Linked DNA regions of Homo sapiens: region 1 is linked to region 2. Evidence: read pairs that join two places in POLR2A ChIA-PET (ENCODE). Cell type or tissue: MCF 10A. All regions are shown on one strand. Each heading gives the region's core, and the rest is flanking DNA. Links, peaks and the distances in the headings are about the cores only. Region 1 overlaps SDCCAG8 (SHH signaling and ciliogenesis regulator SDCCAG8). Region 2 overlaps LOC105373262 (a long non-coding RNA gene).

Evidence for each region. ChIA-PET counts read pairs that join two places held together with the same protein. Peaks named below come from ENCODE experiments on the same cell type or tissue, not always from the same donor. Only the 100,000 strongest peaks of a DNase experiment are listed, where the experiment ranks them.
Region 1: POLR2A ChIA-PET joins it to region 2 with 8 read pairs; 3 of 35 experiments call an interaction of 5 or more read pairs at or near these places.

The regions. Positions count from the first base shown.
Region 1 is chr1:243,445,181-243,449,578 of GRCh38, reverse strand. All of the region lies in intron 16 of SDCCAG8 (SHH signaling and ciliogenesis regulator SDCCAG8), which reads right to left. Among named protein-coding and RNA genes, the nearest start is that of MIR4677, 100 kb to the right of the region's middle. In MCF 10A, for the core only: no CTCF peak of the experiment used is centred there; a DNase peak (open chromatin) is centred at 2,018.
Region 2 is chr1:244,278,896-244,283,293 of GRCh38, reverse strand. The region is part of intron 1 of LOC105373262 (a long non-coding RNA gene); the gene reads left to right. Among named protein-coding and RNA genes, the nearest start is that of SPMIP3, 72 kb to the left of the region's middle. In MCF 10A, for the core only: no CTCF peak of the experiment used is centred there; DNase peaks (open chromatin) are centred at 2,263 and 2,873.

The DNA.
Region 1 (4,398 bases), core at 88-4,087, 830 kb after region 2:
GTTTGAACAAGAAATGATAATGTGTTTCCAAGGATCGTCTTCCAAGGGCTGTTCTGCCTGGCTATGTGAAAGAAGAAACGTGTTTCCCAGCCTCAAGTCTATGCTATCTCCTTCATCTATGATACAGAAATCACTAGCAATATGTAAAAAGCCAAATTTAGCTGATTTTTTAAAAACAAAACTGTCACAAATTTTGCAACTTACCAATTATTCTTTAATGTATCAGCCACTGGGGGAACCAAAAGCTTGGAAAATATATAATTCATTCCAAATGGTTATCATAAAATTTGTAAAGTCAGAGTCATTTATGTAACTGCTAACAACCTTAGCAAGTCGCTCCATTAAGCATGACCTACAAACCTTGAAAAATAAGGATCAACTAATAACACAATGAGTTGTTAAATAGCCTAAGTAGAGCCAGGCAGCCACTCCAGTTATAATGAGATCAAAGCATATTTAATAGTGTGATTAACACTTACTGAGTGTCCACTGGATGTGCATCATTATACAATAAAACTATAGATTTTTATTACTTCATAATAGTAATTAGACACACATATAGTGAGTAGGTTTTCCAAACATGAAGATATACATGAGAGGTTATAAAATATTTTTTAAATGTTGCACATACACATCAAGTTCTGCTTTTGTCTCATTTTTACCCTTCTACAATTTTAGGAGATAAAAAGGATGATAAAATATGATGATTTTTAAAAAGAAGATAAAAAGGACTACAAATTCATTTAGTAAATGCCTTCTAAGGGCCAGGATCTGAACTATAGGCAAGAGATACAAAGATGACCAGAGTATGGTTTCTGTCCTTAAGGAGTCACAGTCTAAACAAGTTGGACAGTCAAAGAATAATTATAATGTCCTGTACATTTGAGCAAACTGCTGTCTGAACGAAGTGCTGAGTAACACAGAGAGTGGCATTAAGGAAGCCTGTACTGGAGATGATGGCTGACCTGTGTCTTGGGAAATAAGAGGTCTCTAGGCAGGGGAGGAAAAGGTCTTTCAGGCACGAGCACCCGGACTGTGAATTCTGAGAGACAAGGGTTAAGTCTTACACATCTTTTCAACCCCAAAGCCTACCACAGGCCCCTGTTACCATTGTTAGAACACAATACATATCTGAAGAATGTATGTATGTAGAGTGAAAGAACTATAAATAAAATAAATACATGAACAAACACCAACCACCTCTCTACTTTTATTCACACTTGATTCTAGATTCCTGAGAAGAACGGAACAACAGAAAATCCCTTTTCAGAGCTCATGAACTATAAAGAAAAGATGTTTACTCTCCTTGTTTGCTACAGCCAGATTTAGTAATGGACATAACCAAGCCCTGGAGGACCTGTTTCTGTCTAAATCTATGCCTTGACAAGGTCCCAGAAGCCTGGATGAACCACACCTCAAGCTTCACCTGTGGATGACACCTCCCATTGTTCAGCAATGCGGGTGCCTGCAGCAGCTACAGCCATGAGCAGCTCTCCCAACCCATGAGTTAGGAAGCAAGGACTCGGGAATCCTGCTGCACACTATGCTATAAGGGAAATAAAGCCAAAATAAAAGCCACGGTTGGGACAGGAAGGGTGAAAGATGATCACAAAGCCACGCAGAAACTATTTAGCTCCTCTAAGAAATGCCACAGGAAGCCATTTACATGCTTAGTTTGGTGACATGTCTCCAAGAACCACCCCACAGGGAAGTTTGTAGCTCTTCACACCATATCCCCTTACCCTTCTTTGTAAAGTTTTAAATGTTTACAAATATTTTTATTTATATTATTTGAACTATAACTTAAATTTTAAAAATGGTTAATAATTCTGAAGACTTATCAATGCTTTTAATATCCTAATGTACATTCTGACTCTCTAAAAAGTACATAGTTTATGCAGTATGTTCCAAAACTAAGATATCATGCAAACCTTTTTTTCAAAGACTATCTGTGAAGGACGGATTGTCTGTAAAACACATTTGCAAAAGTGCTGCCCCACCCCTTTGAGTCACAGTGTAGCAAAGGAGTAAACAGGCAGTTATGTAAGATAGTGTGTGTGTGCGTGCGCAGGCACACACACACTATAATCACCATCTTGATAGATACTAAGACCTAATTAAGGAAGAAAAATAGAATGGATGCTCAGATCCCCTTCCTCCCCCAAAATAAAAGGAAAAGTGGAAGGATTATATTCACCCAATTTAGAGAGAGAATAGTTGTTCATTACCTATTGATTTGTTCATTCCTCATTTAGCGATGAGACTTAATACATTCATAATGCCTTTTAAGAATGAGGCATGGTTTTTTTTTTTTTTTTTTTTTTTTTTTTGAGACGAAGTCTTGTTCTGTCACCCAGGCTGGAGTGCCGTGGCGCGATCTCGGCTCACTGCAACCTCTGCCTCCTGAATTCAAGTGACTCTCCTGTCAGCCTCTGGAGTAGCTGGGATTACAGACACGGCCACTGTGCCTGGCTAATTTTTGTATTTTTAGTAGAGACAGGGGTTCGCCATGTTGGCCAGGCTGGTCTTGAACTCCTGAACTCAGGTGATCTGCCCGCCTCAGCCTCCCAAAGTGCTGGGATTACAGGCGTGAGACACCGTGCCCGGCCAAGCATGGGTTCTTAATCCAAGAGTTTCCTAAACCCATTTGAAGCTATTTGTATTTTCAGCCATACAGTCTCCTAAGAAAGTAGTCCTTCCATGACTTTTATGCAAGGAGTCAATCAGGTCCCCATCCGAGAAAGCCTGGCTGCAGCCCCAAGCAGCCCCAACTGGGCAGCAGGTCACCTGAAAACCTGTACATGAGGTATATTCTCCAGGCTGAACAGTGGCCGATGCTTTTATTGCCAAGTAGCTATGGATGGTTTGCTCAGTATATAAAAGCTCCACTGGCCCAGCTTCTGGGTGGGGTGAGGCTGATGTTCTTAAGCCAGGAACAGAGAAAGCAGAAAGGAAACAGATAAAGTTCCCTTTCTTCTGCCTCCAAGTTGGCCTTTCTCTGACACAAAGAAAAAAATTGGTCAGGTGCAGTGGCTCATGCCTATAATCCCAATGGGAGGCCAAGGTGGGCAGATGGCTTGAGCCCAGGAGTTCGAGACCAGCCTGGGCAACAAAGTGAGACCTTGTGTCTATAAAACATACAAAAATTAGCCGGCATGGTGGTGCATGCCTGTAGTCCCAGCTACTCGGGAGGCTGAGGTGGAAGGATCAATTTATCCCAGGATGTTGAGGCTACAGTAAGCAGTGATAGTGCCACTGCACTCTAGCCTGGGCAAGAAAGACAGTGAGACCCTGTCTTAAAAAAAGAAGGAGGAAAGATAGTGCATGGAGAATGCAATGCACATTCTTCTTAACCAGTTATTATGTTATACATCTTTACTTGTCTGACTCAGGTAGTTCCTTCCAAAGTACAGTAGAAGCTCTCTAAATGGAGCACCACTTACCCTGATCACCCAACAACTAACCCTTTCCTTTTCCCTCTGTCAAACACATGAATGATGTCCACGGCACACTCAGTGCTATGGCCAATGACTGCTACTCACCAGCACAAATGGGCGCTTGTGCTCCCAACAGTTGTGCTCTACTTCCTAAAGTCAGCCATGTTTCTTCCCAAGCCTGTGTGTGCTGCTTACATAAACGTAATTCCATGTTTGCTGAATTCAGAAGTATGATTGTTAAAAAAAGAGTTGCTGATTCTATGAAAACGCAGTGGAGTGATTTAGAAGCATTCAACAAAGCTGAATTTCCACCCCCCAACACAAAAAGTTTGTCCAATTAGGTGTGCCTGAAATAAATGTAAAAGATTTGGTGGGCAAGGGCCATTAAAATAGCAAATTCTGCATGAAGGCTGTTTCCCAAGTGTCTTTATGTCCTCACTTAGTTTGGAGAAATCAAAATTGGGTGCAATAAAAGATGTATTTTGGGTGTTGTTTATCCAGGGCAAATGACATGGCATGCCAAATCAGGTGATCCTTACACACAAAAAATATGCCTCAGCCCCACATATCCATCACCTGTCATGTATTTTTTGACCTTCCAATTAACCATCCAACTTCTGGTCTCAAGGTCACTGGACAAAATAGCTTCTGGTAAACATCTGATTATTTATGTCCATTGTATATTTTCCTTTTCATCATTAGTACTAGTCCACCTCCCTATTTCTGGAAGCATATAAGTTATTGAGTGGGTACAGTAGAAAACACTAGACCTGATGTCAGAAAACGGATTCGAGTCATTACTTGTATTCTTTGGGCTTCCGTTTTCTTATCTATAAAATGTGGTGCTGGGGATGGGGATGGGAATGGAGGGTGGGAGTAGACGACAAGAGGTGAAGTTGGACTAGATAATCTTTCAGGCCTCTTCTGATTCTATAAAATGCCATTCTACATAACTCGGGTC
Region 2 (4,398 bases), core at 275-4,274:
CCATTTTGGGCTTAGTCTGGGTACTGTTTCTTATCTGTGGCTCTTAATGTCTGGATGAACTAGATATTTCACATCCGAGCTTCAGTGTCCAAAACTGCACGCTGTGTAAAAACATTATAGAATAATTAGGGTTATTGTAAGAATTAAACGAGGTAACATGGCACAAACACCAAGAATAGTCCCAGAGACTCAAGAGATGCTCAACAAATGGTGTTTATTTTCATTTTTCCCTTAGGGTTAAATATCATTGAAATTGTCATCTATGCACTAAGTTATCTTCCATTTGGGCAAATAAGCATTACGCACGCATGCACACACGTACATAGACACACACACGCACACAATCTCTCGCATGTAAAGTTTACAGGCAAAGAATCATAGACTATTAGTGCTCGAAACTACCTTGAAAATCCCTGAGTCCTGAGCTATGCTTGTGAAGGTGGGGCCTGGTGAGGTGACGTGCTTGGCCAGGGTTGCACGGGCAGAAGCAGCGTAACTTGTCCTTGATTCCAAGTCACACCATGGTCTCCAGAATTAGTTGTGGGATGTCTTGGGAGTGTGATCCTATTCTTTGGTGGTCAATATCAAGAAGATCAGCTATGTCTTTGTGGCACCAGAGTTTGGGATGGGGCACTGGGCTGGATGCATTTTCTGGCTGACCCAGAGTGTCTGATATAATTTTTTTTTTTTTTTTGAGAAGGAGTTTCACGCTTGTTGCCCAGGCTGGAGTGCAATGGCGCAATCTCAGCTCACTGCAACCTCCACCTCCCGGGTTCAAGTGATTATCTCGCTTCAGCCTCCCAAGTAGCTGGGATTACAGGTGCCCATCACCACCCCCGGCTAATTTTTGTATTCTTAGTAGAGACAGGGTTTCACCATGTTGGCTATGCTGGTCTCAAACTCCTGACCTCAGGTGATCCTCCCGCCTCAGCCTCCCAAAGTGCTGGGATTACAGGCGCGAGCCACCATGCCCAGCCCTGTCTGATATAATTTATTCCTCAACTATTTTGGGGATCATCATATGTCAGGTCCGGCCTCATGCAACTCTGAGCCTGGTAGCAGGGAGATTTGAAAAACATCACATTCCACTCTGCTGTGCTCCATGATCAAGGTTTCCTCAATTCTGTGGGGCTTGGCAGGTGTGGGGGTCAAGGTCCTTACTTATACCAGTTAATTCGTGGGAGACACAGAGAGTAGGGTTTGCCTCACTCTGTGTGTGCACACACATGTAAATTCTTTCCAGCATGATTGCCAAAACATGGATAATCCAACTTCCACTTCTTTGACTTGGTAAAAGAGAACTAGAAACACAAAAAGGTGAAATAGAAATTGGTCAGGCGCGGTGGCTCACGCCTGTAATCCCAGCACTTTGGGAGGCCGAGGTGGGCAGATCACCTGAGGTCAGGAGTTTGAGACCAGCCTGGTCAACATGGTGAAAAACACAAAAATTAGTCAGGTGTGGTGGCGGGCGCCTGTAATCCCAGCTACTCAGGAGGCTGAGGTGAGATAATCACTTGAACCCAGGAGGCAGAGGTTGTAGTGAGTCGAGATCGGGCTCAAGCAATTCTCCTGCCTCAGCTTCCTGAGTAGCTGGGATTACAGGCACCTGCCACCACGCCCAGCCTGTGTCGTGACAGAGCGAGACTTCATCTTTTAAAAAAAAAAAAGAAAAAGAAATAAAGAAATCACTGGATAGTTGGATAGTTGTTTTTTTTTTTTTTTTTTTTGTTTAAGACGGAGTCTCGCTCTGTTGCCCAGGATGGGTGGAGTGCAGTGGGGCAATCTCGGCTCACTGCAAGCTCCGCCTCCCGGGTTCATGCCATTCTCCTGCCTCAACCTACCGAGTAGCTGGGACTACAGGCGCCCACCACCACACCCGGCTAATTTTTTGTATTTTTAGTAGAGATGGGTTTCACCGTGTTAGTCAGGATGGTCTCAATCTCCTGACCTCGTGATCCACCCGCCTGGGCCTCCCAAAGTGCTGGGGTTACAGGCGTGAGCCACCACACCCGGCCAATCACTGGATAGTTCTAAGTCCATTTTTATAAAAAGCCTAAACATATTTTTCCCTCTGTTTCCTATCTCTTCCCTCTGATTTTCCTTTCTTTCTTTTTTCCCTGAAAACACTGCTGATCCCCTAAAGATAATATCTTTTCTCATCTCTGCTAAGCAATTGTTGTCTCTATCTAAACAGGTACAGTGTAAACAAATCACGACCAAACATTACTTAAGGGCAACATCCTTCTTGCTCATCTCTCCTGAGTCTCTGCCAAGTGAACCAAAGAACACAAACAAACTGCACTCCCACTCTTTAAAAGTCATGTTTATTTTCCTTGATTTTAAAATTACTCCACTCATTATGGAGCATTTGGAAATCACAGAGAAGAAAAAAAAAGTCACAAACTCTTATAATCCCACAAACTCTGGGGTCATCTATGTTAAAATTTTAGTCTTATTTTTAAGTCAAGAAAAGGGCACTTATAAAAAAAAAAGAACTAATACCAACAGTAATATTCTGAATTTTTTGTCTTTCCTTGACCTTATAGCAGAAGGTTTTACCCAAGTCATTAAATGTTCTTTGAAAACATAATTTTTAACGGCTGCATATTATTTCCTCATTTAGCTCACCCTTAATTCATGTAGCCGGATCACTGTTGTACCTTTAGGTTTCCAATTGTTCAATGTTATATGTCATTCTGTGATAAACACCCTTGTACACCAAATCCTGGGCGAATCTCCGAGAAACCCAGATGTCAGTTGAGATCATGACATTCCAGGTGACATTGTCTCAGAAGCTCCAATTCTGGTGGAAGCCACAGTCATCCTGAAGCTTTCTGCCAATTGATGGGGGCGTGGCCTGCTCAGGGCTGCCTTCTGCTCCTAGACCATGTCGATCCTGCCATAAAACGGAGCTCCTTCTTTGGATTTCACAACAGGAAATCACTCACAAGAAGCAGTACTGTGTTTAGAAGACACTGCTGAAGATTTTGGGGGTCCAGAGATGGTGCCACTTAGTGATCCTCTTCCTCCTTCCCATTTCTACTCTCCACTCTCTGGTCCTTCTCCTGAGTAATGCAGAGCGGTGACCGCATCCTGGGCAGTGGCAAGGCCGCTTGACAAGCAGACTCTTAAGCGTAGGGCTCATTTCCTACCCAATCATTGACTATAGCATCTTTTTCTCAGCAAAAAATTCGGATGCCAGCGGTTACGTTAATTCTCACACTTAGGAGAGATTATAGCATAGCAGGAGAATTACTAGGTCTAACAATATGAATACGAGACATTGAAAAATGTTTAAAACCAAGGATGAGAGATGTGTGGATAAGAAGAGAAATAACAGCACCATTCGTTTTGATGTTATTGTTTTAGAGACAGTGTCTTGCTCTGTTGCCCAGGCTGGAGGGCAGGGGAGCAATCATAGCCCACTGTTACCTTGGACTCATTCAAGCCTTCCATCTCAGCCTCCTGAGTAGCGAGGAGTATACCACCATGCCCAGCTATTTATTTATGTATTTATTTATTTATTTTTGAGATGGAGTTTCGCTCTTGTTGCCCAGGTCGGAGTGCAATGGCATGATGTCTGCTCACCACAACCTCCGCCTCCCAGGTTCAAGCAATCCTCCTGCCTCAGCCTCCTAAGTAGCTGGGATTACAGGCACGCCCCACCATGCCCAGCTAATTTTGTATTTTTAGTAGAAATGGGGTTTCTCCATGTTGGCCAGGCTGGTCTCGAACTCCCAACCTCAGGTGATCTGCCTGCCTCGGCCTCCCAAAGTGCTGGGACTACAGGCGTGAGCCACCGTGCCCAGCCCCAGCTATTTTTTTTATTTCTGTAGAGATGAGGCTTCGCTATGTTTTCTAGGCTGGCCTCCATCTCCCAAAGGGTTGGGACTATAGGATTGAGCACAGTTGTTTAATTGTTAACATTGCCAGACTCCAGGATCACCATTTTAATGTGAACAGCCAACTTAGCCCTAGGGGCTGGGCCCAGGAGTTACATTTACCTATTAACAACCTGAGAATTGTTCATTAGAAAGGGATTTATAGAAATAATGCTGCACACCTACAACCATCCGATCTTCAGCAAAGCTGAAAAAAACAAGGAATCAGGAAAGGACTCCTTGTTCTCCCAGCACTCTCCTTGTGCTGGGAGAACTAGCTAGCCATATGCAGAAGACTGAAACTAGACCCCAACCTCACACCATGTACAAAAATCAACTCAAGACGGATTAAAGGCTTAAATGTAAAACCTGAAACTATAAAAACCTTGGAAGATCACCTCAGAAATACCATTCTGGACATAGAACTTGGCAAAGATTTCATGACAAAGACATCAAAAGCGATTGTAACTGTATTAGCTCATTCTCACGCGGCTATGAAGAAATACCCGAGACTAGA